Linked DNA regions of Homo sapiens: region 1 is linked to region 2. The links are chromatin loops, found by intact Hi-C in ENCODE. Cell type or tissue: A673. All regions are shown on one strand. Each heading gives the region's core, and the rest is flanking DNA. Links, peaks and the distances in the headings are about the cores only.

Region 1 (7,842 bases), core at 1,191-6,190, 870 kb after region 2:
GAATCTACAAGGAACTTAAACAAATTTACAAGGCAACAACCCTATCAAAAACTGGGCAAAAGATATAAGCAGACACTTCTCAAAAGAAGACATTTATGCAGCCAACAGACATATGAAAAATGCTCATTATCACTGGTTATTAGAGAAATGCAAATCAAAACCACCATCTCATGCCAGTCAGAATGGCAATCATTAAAAAGTCAGGAAACAACAGATGCTGGAGAGGATGTGGAGAAATAGGGAGACTTTTACACTGTTGGTGGGAGTGTAAATTAGTTCAACTATTGTGGAAGACCATGTGGCAATTCCTCAAGGATCTAGAACCAGAAATACCGTTTGACCCAGCAATCTCATTACTGGGTGTATACCCAAAGGATTATAAATCATTCTACTATAAAGACACATACACACGCATGTTTACTGCAGCACTATTCACAAGAGCAAAGACTTGGAACCAACCCAAATGTCCATCAAAAATAGACCAGATAAAGAAAGTGTGGCACATATACACCATGGAATACTATGCAGCCATAAAAAGGGTGACTTTATGTCCTTTGCAGGGACATGGATGAAGCTGGAAACCACAATTCTCAGCAAACTATCACAAGAACAGAAAACCAAGCACCGCATGTTCTCACTCATAAGTGGGAGTTGAACAATGAGAACACGTGGACATAGGGAGGGGAACATCACACACCAGGGCCTGCCTGGGGGTAGGGGGTATGGGAGGGATAGCATTAGGAGAAATACCTAACGTAGGAGACGGGATGATGGTTGCAGCAAACCACCATGCCACGTGTATACCTATGTAACAAAACTGCACATTCTGCACATGTACCTCAGAACTTAAAGTATAATAATAATAAATAAATTACAGTGAACACAAAGGGTTGACAATTATGGGGGAACATGATGCATATTAGAGTCCATTTATATGGGGTCTGAGAATGTATCATTGCATTTGTGTGTTCTTCAGTAAGAGGAGTATGGAAGAGCTGAGAAAGGGTCTAAGGAGAGTCACTGAGACAGTAAAACTTGTTAAGAAAGGTTAAAGATTTAGAATTGTTCAGTATAAAGAGATTATACATATTGGGTGAGTCTAATAGGTTTATTCTTTTCTGTTAACTTTCATTAAAAAAAAAATCAGACAAGTGACACAAAGCCTTTATAATTTACTGAGTGGCTAATACAAACCAGATAAAGATGACAGGCATTTTGCAATATGTTATCTCATTCAAGCCTTATAGCAATGCTATAGTATTATCACCATTTTACGGAACAAGAAATGGTAGCTTAGATAAGTTAACTAGATTGGTCAATCATTTGTATGGACTTTGAGTATATTTGTTCGTTCTTAATTGTATATACTTTGTTACTGTTAGGAAGAGCTTCGTTACTCTCATTTCAGAGTAACCTAGTCAACTGGTTTGTAAACTCATTGATGGCAGAAAGACATTCATATCCCTCTCTGCCTTACATGTTTCAGGAAACTCAATGATAAAAATGCAATGTTCCACTTACATGAAAACATCTCTACTAAAGATTAAATGAAATAAGTGGACTTCAATTTACAGTAGGAGAGGAGAGGGAAAGGGATTTAAAGGTTGAAATCACACAGCTAATAATGCCAAAACCTTATATGTTTGATTGTCTCCAAAGTTCATGTGTTATCTAAAAACTATGCTTTCCTTATAGGGGTCATAAGGAAGAATTCTCTCAAAGAGTTACTAAATAACAAACACTATTATAGAGAGTAGATGAAAAATTGGGATGTATTAGCTATTAGTGATAGCTGGGATAGTCTATTTGTTAAGACCTTAGATCCTCAAATCAGGTGGCTTGGCTTCAGATCTCAATTCTGTCACTCGAATAAGCCATAGTCTCTTATATTACTGTTATCAATATTCTCTCTTTCCTCCCCCTGAAAGAATTATCATTCCCCAACCTTTGTCATCAGGTTGACCACATGACATTCCTTAGCTAATAAAATGTAAGCTGGAAGATGTTTTTAATGTCTGAACAGATGTTTTAAGATCTGCTGCATATTCAGCCATTGATCATTTTTCCTTCCACCATGAGAACATTAGATAGTGGCTACTCTTCTATCTGACAGAAGCTACTGATAGACCGTACTCTTCTGCCAATGGACAACATGGGCTAGAATGATAGCTAAGCTATGAAGGACATCTAACATGAGGAAGAAATAAACATTTGTGATTGAAAGTCATCAAAAATATTTTTGTTAGTTGGTTCATTTAGCTGATTAGTATACCAATTTTGTTACCTTGGGCATTACTTAATCTCGCCCTGTCATTTGCTTTCCTTTTTTTGGTAAGATTGAGTGATTGTGATGGTTAAATATATTAATGTAGTTAAAGTACTTAGACCAGTGCTATACTGGTAAAAGGTTTTTTGCAGAAAAAAGTCCTGAATTGTAGTGTTTGTTAGTTTACATGGTATAAATATTCTCTCATGACTGATTCAAAGCTACTAGCATGATGTCACTGAATGTGGAATTAGACCGAGTTACACACAACCAGCTGTCATGAGTAGGATTGGCTCTAGCACTCTGTGGAATTCAGAACAGTGTACATAGCAAGCATGATATTAGTGCCTATCAAATAGTAAGTGTTATAGAAGAGCAAATTTTCTGAAGATAGGTAACTGAACAAAATGGTTTCTCAAATTTACTTTACATTCATAAAAATGTATTTAGAAGATCACTCAGAGAACTTCAACATTGGAAGCAAACTTAGAAATAATCTAGTATACCTATTTCATCTTAATAAAAAAGGAAACTGAAGCTTAGAGAGGCTGAGTAGCTTGCTCAAAGTCACACAGAGGCAGAGAGTAGGAAACAGCACCATGGCTCCTAGTAGCCAATCTATTCTTTTCCCTCGCAACATGAACAACCCCTTTTTTAAAAATTGCTATGAAAAGGATCAGCAAAGAAAAAAGATGCATAACTAGCTAATGCCTCTTACTGTGTCCCAGTTTCTGATTAAGTATAACAATAATAAATACAAGATCAAAATTAAAACCTGGTTACATTTATTGATAATCCTGTTTTTTGTAATTATGAGTCCATTTTGAGGAAAGTTGTCATTAGGAGAAATGCTTAATAGTGTATTGTTGTGATGCATCATTTTATAAAAGTGATAATTATTAGGAAGAACTGTAAATTTTATCAATCATTGAAAGGTCTAATTAAGAGTAGTTATTTTGACTATAAAAATGAATGCGTCATCTCCTTGCATTTCCTAGTAATATCTCCTAAAAATATTGCAGTACACCCCCATGCAGTACACTCTCAAATTAGTGCTTTTCAAACCAGTAATGCAATGTGTTGGTATCTTAAGGTAACAGTAATTCATTTATTTTAATAATAGTGGTTACTGGCTGTAACTATGGAATGCATTGTCATGGAAACCACTTTCCCCCTCATCTTCCCCTCCAATTTACCCCAGAGTTATTATTTGGAGAGGAGAATTAAGGGAAAGCATTTTCTCTAATACATATAAACGGATAACAGATAAACACATACACATGCACATACAGAGAAATGAACTCTCACTGATTAAAGTTAAACATAAAAAGTCAAGGAAATGAAATATACATTTTGTTTTATATTTTGTCATTTCACTTTATCAATCTAAACTAGCACAAACTGTAAAATGGGGAATAACTTGCACATAGCAGCCTTAATGCTGCCCTAGAATAGGAGGTCAGCTTTAGCTTGGGTAATTCATCAGGGAAAGACTGTGTTAGATATTATTGGAACATCACAATATGGAGCATACAATACTTTTGGGGTGTTTGAAATCCAAATTATAGGCTAATGAATAAGGGAAATGTTGTACAGCTTTTTTAGGATCTATTCTCTTGGAAAAACCAGCCGTAATTATAGATGCTCTGTAGGTGGGAGTGCTCACACAATCACACTTTTTATGCTAACATAAAGGAATAAAATGGTAAAGGATATACTTAATCTGTACATTTGACTTTAAATTTTCACAGAAGGCCTCAGACCAGAGTTTTGCTCCTAAAATGTGACCTAGTACATTTAAGAACGTATAGATTAGACCTCCTGAGTCCCTCCAGCTATTCATTAGATTGAATCAGTACTGATTCCTAATGGAGAAATCTACTAGGCAAGGACTTCTGCACTTAGTGTAAGAATCCCAAAACCTTAGGCATGGCTGCCCTCTACAGTTAGAACCAGGTGTAACTCAACTCTGAGGGTCTTTCCGTGTTGAATTTTGCTCATACTTTGTTCCATATTGAGTTTCCTTCAGATAAGTCTTATTTCATAAAGAGGACTTGCATTCCTCTCACAAGGGGGCTGATTAAAATGTAGATTTATTGACATTCTACTGGCCTATGGGATGAAAATGTAGGGTTGGGCTTCATAATCCATATTTATAATAAGCATCATAGAGAATTATGACATAATCAGGTTTATTTTCTATTAACTTGGGAGAAGGGACGAGAGTATTTTGGATATGGGTGGGGCAAAGGCATGTTATAAGGCACTGTCTTTGACTTAAAGGTTTACAAGTTGGTATGTTCTTTTGTTCTAACCAATACATTTAAACTTTCTAAGGAGGAAGCATACCATGATATTGAGGCTCTTATTAGTTTCGGATATAGGTGGTCTGACATTCTGATGGAATTGCATCAGGAGGATGTGGTTCTAACAGTTTGCCATGGATACTTTTGACTATGTTGTTCCTGTATTTCAGGTGGGATTTCTGAATTTAGCACCAAATTGTTAAGTGTCTTGGAATTACCACATTCATGTAAATGTGACAGTCCTGGTCCTTCCCAAATAAATCTGAAGACTTTGGAACATGTTTCTGGAGAAGTGTGTTATGTCTCTCATGATGCTGTTTTCTAAACTCTCCTCTACTACTTTTCTTTGAACCTAACCTTCAGGTTTATTGATTATGTGACTTGAGCAAGTGATATAACACTAAGGGGCTCAGTTTCTTCCCCTAGAAAAAAAATATGTCAAATAATATCTACCTCTGAAGCTAAGAAATGAAATAAGCTATGTAAGTTAAGAGCAGCTACCATGTACTGGGGCTTACCACAGGAATGTGTTGTTCAGTATATCTGTCTAGTCTTCCTGACAACCCTTTAGGTTAGGGGTTAATACCATCTAGTTACAGGTAAGCAAACAGGGGTTTGGATAATGTAAATGACTTACACAAAGCCACATCTAGCACCAGAGCCAGAATCTGTTTCCAAACTCGGATGTTTTGCTCTCTTTCTACCAACCATCTGTGAGGCATAGTGCCAGGCACCCAGGTGGCACCCAAAGAGTGCTAGTTTTACCCACTTCCTACCCCCACACCCTTCTTATCACATTTGTTTTTGTCTTCCATAAGCAATTTTGCAGCTGTGCCAGCCAGCCACATGCTGATTTTTTTTTTTTTTTGGTCTTTCTGCAATTTTGACAGCCTCAGTTAAAAACAAAAAAACAAACAAACAATAAAACATCCATCAGTCTTGTCATTCATACTTCTGGAACAACATAAATACTACTTCTGGGGTTTCCTGGAGTCTCAAAGACATCAAGGTGGGGAAGGGGCAGACACTTCTTTTTTGAGTTTGACAAATGTTATGTCAAATAAAGCCTTGGTTCTGAGGCCGCTTCCCTACCCAGGGAGTGAGTAGGCTCGCTGAACCAGAAGTCAACCTCGTAGGGCACCAGCGAAATCATTTTGAGCCTGTTTTCTACCCCAGATTTCTTTGCTGGCCCTCTGCCCCCGGCAAGGCATGCTGTTGTCAAAGGGCTGGGAGGAAGTTCCCTGCCGCGCTCCGAGCGGGCCTCCCCTTCCCGGGAAGTCGGCCTCGGAGGTCTTCTACCCTCGGGTGGCTGTAGCGGTGGGGGCCAAATGCAGTCTCGGGGTCACGTCAGCGCGGGGAGGTCCCGCGCTCCCACGCTGGGGACTCCTTCGTGGCACCAAGAGCGCCCAAAGGCAGGGCCAGTCTGGCAAGCACAGCGCTTCCTCCCTTTCTCAGCCCCTTCCTCCCACCCCACTTGCCCGGCCAGCGCTCCCCACAGTGACTCTGGATTGCAGCAAGCCACTGGCTTTTTACCAAATCGGGAGCTGCAGTATGTTTTCTTCTTCTTCTTCTTCTTCAGAGGGAATAATTTCAGCCCCCTTCAGCTCGCATGACAATCTTGTGTGACTGGGGAGAGTAGGCGGGCACATCCTTTTACATGCTAATACTGCCCCACCTCCTTTGAACCCTCCTCTAAGTGCCTGGCTTCCTTTTATTTTTATGGTTTATTTTTATTTTATTTTATTTTTATTTTACCTCCCCCAAATTCACCGTAGGGGGAAAAATTCTTTCTTGGTTCTGTCCCTCCCCCCACACGCCTCGTTCCCCAGGGAAGGGAGACCCCGAGAGGCTCGGTACTTGCCCGCGGCGTTGCTTCCACCGGGGCTCCGGGATGGCCACGGCGGGTGCAGGGGGCAGTGATCGAAGCGGCAGCTCGGTCTAGGCTGTCGCTCCATGTGCCCGGCGAGCACAGCGTTTGGGTCCCCCAGCGAGCTGCCACTGCCGCAGCCCGGAAGGAATGTCCCCTGTTGTTAAGGACCCTGACTGTTTTACACCAATGATTTGCCACTGCAAAGTTGCTTGCACCAACAACACTTTATCGTTGATGTTTGGATGCAAGGTAGGAAGAGGTTCATGTCTTTTTAATGCATGTTGCCTCCCTCGGGGGAGAGAACAATTCCTTCTGTTGCTTGTTTATGTCTGCCTGTTGGGAGAGTGACAGAAGCTGCGACTGCTCTGCTCTTTCTGGGAGCCAGCTGGGTTTGGGGGCCAAGAGATCGCACTGATTTTCTGGCGTCCGATGTTGGGCTCATAACTCAATGGTGATGGGACCCTGGTCTCTAACATACAGAGGCTACAAGAGCAGATGCAGCTCGGAAATGGGGCACCTTGGGTGGCTCTCTGCTTGGGATCTCCTTATGCATTTAGCTAGTGACTGGGCTCCAGACTGCTAATTTGGGAGCTCCTGAACTCATCTCAGGTTACTACCACCTAGAGCCCCAACCCACTGGGCTAACTAGCAGGAGTAAGTGGGGTGGTCGATGAACTCTAGATAAACTGACATTTTTTAAGATAAACAGCTTATTTTTATTTTAGACAGAAAATCTGGAGCTAGGCTCAGGTTGCCCCCAGTTGCATGCTTTTCCCTTTTATACAATCCACTTGAAATCAACAAACAAATTTTATCAAGAGGTGGCGCAGTTACTCAGTGAAGTTTGTAGTAAATAACTGTCCCACCCCAGATTTTTGTAAAGGTGATTGGTGTTCCCAGAGAAATGAGGTTTGAAGGTTTTTAAAACAGGTTATCATTCATTGCTCCTTTTCTGAAATATATTAATGGTGCTTCCTTGTTGGACCTGACGACGCACTCCTTGAAAAAGATGCATAGAACTTGGTGTTTGAACAGTTTTAGCCCATTAATGGCCTGAGTGCATGTCCTGTTACTGTAAGTTACAAGTCTTCACTTCTTTTTGTTGTGAAAAGCCAGTGGATTTGTCCAGCTTATTTATATAAAACACTTCATGTGGCTACTATGGTGACTGTCTAAGGAGAGAGAGAGAGAAAGAGAGAGAGCTTTCTTCATCTGAAATAACTGAAGTTTGACTTCTCTAAGTGAATGTATATCACATAATTCCTATTTTTCTGAAAGATAACACCAGAGATTGGATTGGACAGCTGGTAAGCACCTTAGGCAGTAAAGTTAATGAAACACACACACTGAACTTCATGGATAGTGCTCACAGGAGGTGTAAGCTTAACGGAAAAATTGGG
Region 2 (7,842 bases), core at 1,884-6,883:
CTTTGTTGAAGCCTTCTAACACATTCCTACTTGCTGGCAGCTTTAACTAGCCCTTTCATTGTATCTCATAGCATTTTTTTCATATTACTAAAAAGCATTTATCACATTGCCTTATGGTAAATCGAATATACTTCTGCCCCTTTTTATATCCCCATAATGTGGACCTTTAATAATTATAATAGACTTTTAATAAATTTTTATTCATTTATCAACACTTCTTTTAAAAATACCAGTTATGTGTTGGACATTGTGCTATGCAATAGGGATACAACAGTAAGCTATAGAGGACAGTCAATACCCTTATGGACAAGTAGGGGAAAAGAGACATTAAACACACAATTAATTATTATTCAATTATAATGATGGTAAGGTCTATAAAATAAATATGTATAAGAGTTTTAGTTTGAGTAAAAAAAACCCTACATATTTTCCTAATAGTAATTCGAATGTAGTAATTTTATTTCAAAATAACATCTCTTTGAATATATCACGGCTATTTTGGTCTTAATTATTAATCATAATGTGTATTTTTTGCCATCTGATCATAAGGAAGTGAAGGATTATTTAAATAGTGGGTGTGAAGGCCCCTACAGTTGTGTGAATTTGGAGCAACTTGGCTGTATTTATTATTCTTTTAGTTTATTTATATCTTTTTTTGTTAACCCATTTAAAGATTAATGGTGAAACAACCTGGCTGTAATCTTCAAAAAGAGAGATTCTCAAGATGTGGTTCTTGGACCTCAGCACTAGTCACCTGTGAACTTGGTTAGAATTGCAAATTCTTGGTTCTCACCCTAGACCTACTGACTGAATAAGAAACTCTGGAAGTAGGGCTCAGCAAATGGTACTTTACTAATCCTTTCAGGTGATTCTGAGGCATGTTAAAATTTGAAAACCTATGTTCTAAATGGTTAGGTATTTGGCCATTCAGGGAAAGTAATATATTAACAGTGTGTGAATATTATTACTAAACTTGGGAGAATATGACAGTGGCATTTTTTCCTTCTTGTGTTTTATAGGATCTGATTTAATCTGTAACGACTATAATGAGCCATTATCATTCTGGGACATATCTTGAGTACTTTGTAATCCATAAACTCACAATTATCATTATGGTGTCCAATTTTCTTTTTAAAATATAGTAGCATATCTTTTTATTTTTAATTTTCTTTTTATTTTCCTTCCTTCCCTCCCTCCCTCCTTTCTTTCCTTCCGTCCTTCCTTCCTTCTTTTTTCTTTTCTTTTCTTTTTTTTTCTTTTCTTTCTTTTTTCTCAGTCTTGTCTGTTGCCCAAGCTAGAGTGCAGTGGTGCAGTCTCAGCTCACTGCAACCTCTGCTTTCTGGGGTCAAGCAATCCTCCCACCTCAGCCTCCCTGGTACCTGGGACTACTGGTATGCGCAGTCATGCCTGGCTAATTTTTGAATTTTTTTTGCGGAAAGGAGACTTCACCATTTTGCCCAGGCTGGTGTTGAACTCCTGGGCTCAAGTGATTCTCCCACCTTGGCATTCCAAAGTGCTGGGGTTACAGGCATGAGGCACCACACCCAGCCTTACAATAGAATATCTAAAACATTTAAGGGATTTTTTTCTCTTTGGATAATTAATGATAGTTTCTATTTATGTTACAAGATAGTTTCTACTTATGTTACAATAATTATTCTATGGATAGAATTCTGTTACAATAAGTATCTCTATGGATAAAGCTACATTGATATGTTGTTGCTGGCCCATGTGAGAGAGGCATTTCCTAGGTAATGCTTGCTGCCACTCACAATCTCAAAGCATGTGCTTCAGTTGAAACAAACAAATTACATATCATGGATCTTTAAATAAGTCTTGACTGTTCAAAACAGTGAAGGTGAAATTCTTAGTTGCTAAGGTCTATTATGTTTCTACTTATTTGTTTACAATACTTATTTAAATAAAAAGAGTACAAGTGTTTTAGTTATTGCAATTGAATAATAATAGTTATCAAAGTATTTATGAAGTGTTTACTTATTTACATAGACTTATGCAGATGGATGCTATTAAGACCAAATGCCTACACTTAAGGAGCTTAAGGTCAATTAAGAAAGTAATATTTATGTACATGAAAAACAATACAAAACATCATATAGTGGAGGACTAAATTTTTGGGGCTAGACTAAAATGGCATAGGAGAAGCATGGGCTTATTGTACATTGTTGTTGCTAGAGAAGGTTTTATATAAAATGTAAACTTGAGCTGAGCCTTGTTATTAATAGGATTTGCATTAGAAGAGAGAGTAGAGAAGGATGTTTTCACCATCCATTTACACATTAATTCGTTCACAGGATATTTATTGAACACTTTGCCAAACGCTATGATACACACTGGGGAGACAAGCATTAAACAAAATTTCGTCAAGAGTTTATATACAAAGAAGAAGTAGAGTTGGCTATGAATGAGAGGCTTAACCTTAACAGTAGAAACAGGGACAGCTTTCTCCTTCTTTTTTTGAGATGAAGTCTAGCTCTGTCACCCAGGCTGGAGTGCAGTGGCTTGATCTTTGGCTCACTGCAACCTCCACCTCCCATTCAAGGGATTCTTCTGCCTCAGCCTCCTGAGTAACTGGGACTACAGGCATGTGCCACCACGCCCAGCTAATTTTTGTATTTTTTTTTAGTAGAGACGGGGTTTCACCATGTTGACCAGGCTGGTCTTGAACTCCTGAGCTTGTGATTTGCCTGCCTTGGCCTCCCAAAGCGCTGGGATTACAGGCGTGAGCCACCACACCTGGTCGACAGCTTTCTTAAGGAAGTGACATTTTGAAGTGTTGAAAATTATACACATTGATGTACGTTCAAAGGAGAGTGAGGAAATGGATCTGCCTGGAACAGGGATTCAAAATGTCCTTGATATTTATGCTTTTAAAATGTCTTCTAGGAGTTGTATAGGGCATCCTGTTAGATACAAGTCTCTTCCAAAGAGTTGAGAAACAAGAGTGGTGAGCATAAAATGTGGCTCAAACAATTGTTATAATTCCCTTTGTTAAACGGCCATATACTGAGTGTGATTAGTTGTGTGTTTCATGTCAGGCAGGATCAAGTATTTCTTAAGTTAAATTAGACACTTTGGATTGGATGCCATCAAGAGGGTTGGGTATCATTCTGGACTCTGACTCAGGACTTTTATATTTACTGCAAGATTTATGTCACCAGATGGCACCATTTAACTAAATTTATGTGCTTTAGATGAGTATGAGGCTGGTTGTTTCTAAATGAAGGATGCTATTATTTGTGCTGTAGCTAATATAGGAAAAAAATCTTTTATTTTGAGTGCATATGAGATTTCCCTATATAGTGAGATAGTGAAACCCCAAAGCTATTGTTGGGAGTGTGAAAGGATCTGGTGATTTCTGTTAAGTACATAATAAGTGAAAATTTGGTGATGATCACTGTAACTAATATGTGGTAGCTGGCAAAAAAGCAATAGGCTTTCTCATCTAGGTTTTCCTATAGCAAGCAAACTAGTATTATTAATATTATAGCCTTGAATTTTACTTTTTGTTGTTGAACTACTTTCAGGGAATTTATATATATATATATAGAGAGAGAGAGAGAGAGAATATAAAAAAAATTCTAAAAGATTATTTTAGGAATAAGCCCTTTCAAGATGTCCTGAAATAGCGTAGTAATATCTAAAAAAATTTTTCAATATAGAATATGTTTTACTGAACTGTGGAACTAATCAAGTTAATAGAATGTGATATAGACATTATTTCTTAGTATAAACATCCATCCCAAGGAAATGAGTATTTATTACTTGGTCAAAAACTTCTTAATATTTTCTACCTTTAAGCAGAATTAATCACTTCTTCCCTTATGTTTCTATGGTATTTGTTTATATTTCTGGCACAGCACTTATTATATTGTACTATTGTTTATTGATTACATGTTGCTCTCCCTCAGCAGACTGTGAGCTTCTTGAATGCAGGGACCAGTTCTAATTCAGCCAAATCTGGCATGGAATGAACAGTTCTTCATTAAATTTCTTTCATTTGAAAAAATACATTTGATCTCCCACTATCAAAGAGACACCACATTAGGCTCTGGGGTTTTAGTGATGAGAGAGATGTACACCTTGTTTTCATGGAGCTCATTGTCTACTACATTAAACAAGTAAGATATTAAATAAGTATAATTGTGATGAGTCCTTTGAAGTAAATGGTTATTTGGATTAAACAGTTAAAATCATTAGAAGTTTCTTGAGCTGATCAAATTCATATTATTATACTATATTAAAAAATGTTTAGATACTACGCAAAAGTAATTGTGATTTTTACAATAATTTTGACTGGGCACAAACTCTCTTGAGCAGAATGTGGGGGCAAGCAGGAACTGCGGCAGAAAGGAGAGGAGGAGTCATGGGGGACAATGTGGGCAGATGGGGAGGGGTGTAACCTGAAAGCCCTGCTTGCTTTCTCAGCTGGGAAACTTATAACTTGGGGCTAGGTCTGAGTCCCATGTGCAGGCTGCCTGGAGACAAACTCAGTGGTTTTAGATGGCACAGTGGGAGTGAGACAGGCCTCACCAACTGGGTAAAAGCTGGGTGGGGCCTATCGCTACTGGCTTTCCCTCACTTTCCTGGCAACAGAGGCAGCCATAATCCCCTTTGGAATTTAACCCGAGAACCACCCCTCCCACACCCCCACAGTGGCTGCAGCAAGCCCCACCCAAGGGGAGTCTGAGCTCAGATCTGCCTAACCCTGCCCTGACTTGACAGTATTTCTCTATACCCAGTAGTGGATCATGAAAGACATAAACTTTTGGGAGCTTTATGACCCCGCCCATTACTTGAGAAACCTGAACACTTATCTTGGTCAACTTAGGGCAAGCTTATATCCCCCCTCTTCTATCACAGCTGGTGCTCTCTTGAAAGCACCACCTTCTGCCTGTAGTCTGACCAACTCAGGACGTTGCAGCAACTCAATGACAGAATAACGCTGCTCCAAGGAAGAGGAAAACAACAGCTAATTCCGTGTGCCCTGCAACATCCTGGCTAACCAGTGGTCCTAAATCTGTCCACGTGACAGTGTCACTGCTAGCATAACCAGCATTTGAGAAAGCCAGCACACTAAACATATCTACAACCAAGGACTCTCACAGAGTCTATTTCACGCCCCTGCCACCTCCAACAGGGCAGGCGCTGGTATCCATGGCTGGGAGACCTGAAGGTGGATCGCATCACAGGACTGTTTGTAGACATTCCCCAGCACCAGCTCGGAGCCTGGTAGCCGTACTCGGTGGCTAGACTCAGAAGAGCAATACCAGTCACTGCAGTCTGGCTTGCAGCAAGCCTCATCCCTAGGGGAAGGGGCAGTGTACCACATCAAGGGACCACCCCATGGGACAAAAGAATCTAAATAGCAGCCCTTGAGTTCCAGATTTTTCCACTGAAATAGTCTACCCAAATGAGAAGGAATCAGAAAATATGACAAGATGAGGTTTTACAACACCCCTAAGAGACCACACTAGCTTCATAGCAATTGATTCAAACCAATAAAAAAAAATCTCTGAATTGCCAGATAAAGAATTTAGAAGGTTGATAATTAAGTTACTCAAGGAGATACCAGAGAAAGGGGAAAACCAATTTAAACAAATTTAAAAAACAATACAGGATATGGATGAAAAATGCTACAGAGAAATAGATATTGTAAAGAAAAAACAATCACAACTTCTGGAAGTGAAAGACACGCTTAGAGAAATACAAAATGCACCAGAAAGTTTCAACAATGATGTTGAATGAGTAGGAAAAAGAATGTCAGAGCTTGAAGACAAGGCTTTCGAAGTAACCTAATCCAAAAAAGACAAAGAAAAAAAAATGAACAAAGCCTCCAAGAAATTTGTGATTATGTTAACCAAACCCAAGAATAATTGGTGTTCCTGAGGAAGAAGATAAATCTAAAAGTTTGGGAAACATAATTGAGGAAACCTTGCCTGGCCTCACCAGAGAACTAAACATCCAAATACAAGAAGCTCAAAAAACACCTGGTAAATTCATCACAAAAAGATCATTACCCAGTCACATAGTTGTCATCAGGTTATATAAAGTCAAGAACAAAGGAAAGAATCTCAAGAGCTGTGAGGCGAAAGCATCAGGTAACCTATAAAGGAAAACCTATCAGATTAACAGCAGATTTCTCAGCAGAAACCCTATAAGCCAGAAGTGAATTGGGGTCTATCCTTAGCCTCCTCAAACACAGTATATTTCAGCCAAGAATTTTGTATCCAGCAAAACTGAGCTTCATAAATGAAGGAGAGATAAGGTCATCTTTCAGACAAACAAATGTTGAGTGAATTCATCACTACCAAGTCAGCACCACAAGAAATGCTAAAACGAGATCTAAATCCTGAAACAAAACCTCGAAATACACCAAAATAGAACCTCGTTAAAGTGTAAATCTCACAGGGCCTATTAAACACTAACAAAAAGAAAAAACCCAAGATGTTCAGGCAACAGCTAGCACGATGAATAAAACAGTACCTCACATCTCAGTACTTATGTTGAATGTAAATGACCTAAATGCTCACTTAAAAAATACAGAATGGCAGCATGGATAAAAATCCACCCACCAAGTATCTGCTCTCTTCAAGAGATTCACTTAACGCATAAGAACTCACTTAAGGTAATGGGGTGGAAAAAGATACCCCATGAAAATGGAAACCAAAAGTGAGCAGGAGTAGCTATTCTTATATCAGACAAAACAGACTTTAAAACAACAACAGTTGAAAAAGACAAAGGGAGACATTATGTAATGATAAAAAGATCCATCCAACAAGAAAATATCATAATCCTAAATATATATGCACCCAACACTGGAGCTCCCAAATTTATAAAATAATTATTACTAGACCTAAGAAATGAGATAGATGGCAACACAATAATAGTGGGGGACTTCAATGCTTCACTGACAGCACTAGAGAGGTCATCAAGACAGAAAGTCAACAAGGAAACAATGGATTTAAACTATACCCAGAACAAATGGACTTAACAAATATTTACAGAACATTCTACCCCAAAACCGCAGAATATACATTCTACTCATCAGCACATGGAACATTCTCCAAGATAGACCATAGGATAGGCCACAAAACAAGTCTCAATATTAATTTAAGAAAATCAAAATAATATCAAGTACCCTCTCAGACCACAGTGAAATAAAATTGGAAATTAACTCCAAAAGGAACCCTCAAAACTATACAAATACTTGGAAATTCAATAATCTGCCCCTGAATGATCTTTAGGTCAACAATGAAATCAAGATGGAAATTAAAAAATTCTTTGAACTGAACAATAGTAGTGACACAGCTTGTCAAAACCTCTGGGACACAGCAAAAGCAGTGCTATGAGGAAAGTTCATAGCATTAAATGCTTACATCAAAAAGTCTGAAAGAGCATAAATAGGCAATCTAAAGTCACACCTGAAGGAACTAGAGAAACAAAGAAAAACCAACCCAAACCTAACAGAAAAAATAAGTAACAAAGATCAGAGCAGAACCAAATGAAATCAAAACAAAAAAATACAAAAGAGAAATGAAACAAAACCTGGTTATTTGAAAGATAAACAAAATTGATAGACTGTGAGACTAACCAAGAAAGGAAGAGAGAAGATCCAAATGAGCTCAATTAGAAACGAAATGGGAGCTATTACAACTGATACCACGGAAATACAAAAGATCATTCAAGACTGTTCTGAACACCATTATGTGGACAAACTAGAAAATGTAGAGGAGATGGATAAATTCCAAGAAATATACAACCCTTCTAGATTAAATCAGGAATAAATAGAAACTCTGAACAGACCAATAACAAGCAGCGAAA

What was found. Hi-C counts contacts between places; a loop is a spot of excess contacts. Peaks named below come from ENCODE experiments on the same cell type or tissue, not always from the same donor. Only the 100,000 strongest peaks of a DNase experiment are listed, where the experiment ranks them.
Region 1: it touches region 2 in a loop (4-fold over the local background); 3 of 110 quality-filtered maps call a loop at or near these places.

Annotation. Positions count from the first base shown.
Region 1 is chr11:84,719,145-84,726,986 of GRCh38, reverse strand. The region is part of intron 6 of DLG2 (discs large MAGUK scaffold protein 2); the gene reads left to right. LOC124902727 (a long non-coding RNA gene) reads right to left here and starts at 6,575. Exons shown (of 4, transcript NR_189147.1): 1 at 6,434-6,575. In A673, for the core only: a CTCF peak has its summit at 4,211 (motif pointing left); a DNase peak (open chromatin) is centred at 5,806; H3K27me3 peaks cover 1,793 bases.
Region 2 is chr11:85,586,377-85,594,218 of GRCh38, reverse strand. All of the region lies in intron 3 of DLG2 (discs large MAGUK scaffold protein 2), which reads left to right. Among named protein-coding and RNA genes, the nearest start is that of DLG2, 37 kb to the left of the region's middle. In A673, for the core only: a CTCF peak has its summit at 3,184 (motif pointing right); DNase peaks (open chromatin) are centred at 3,168 and 4,608.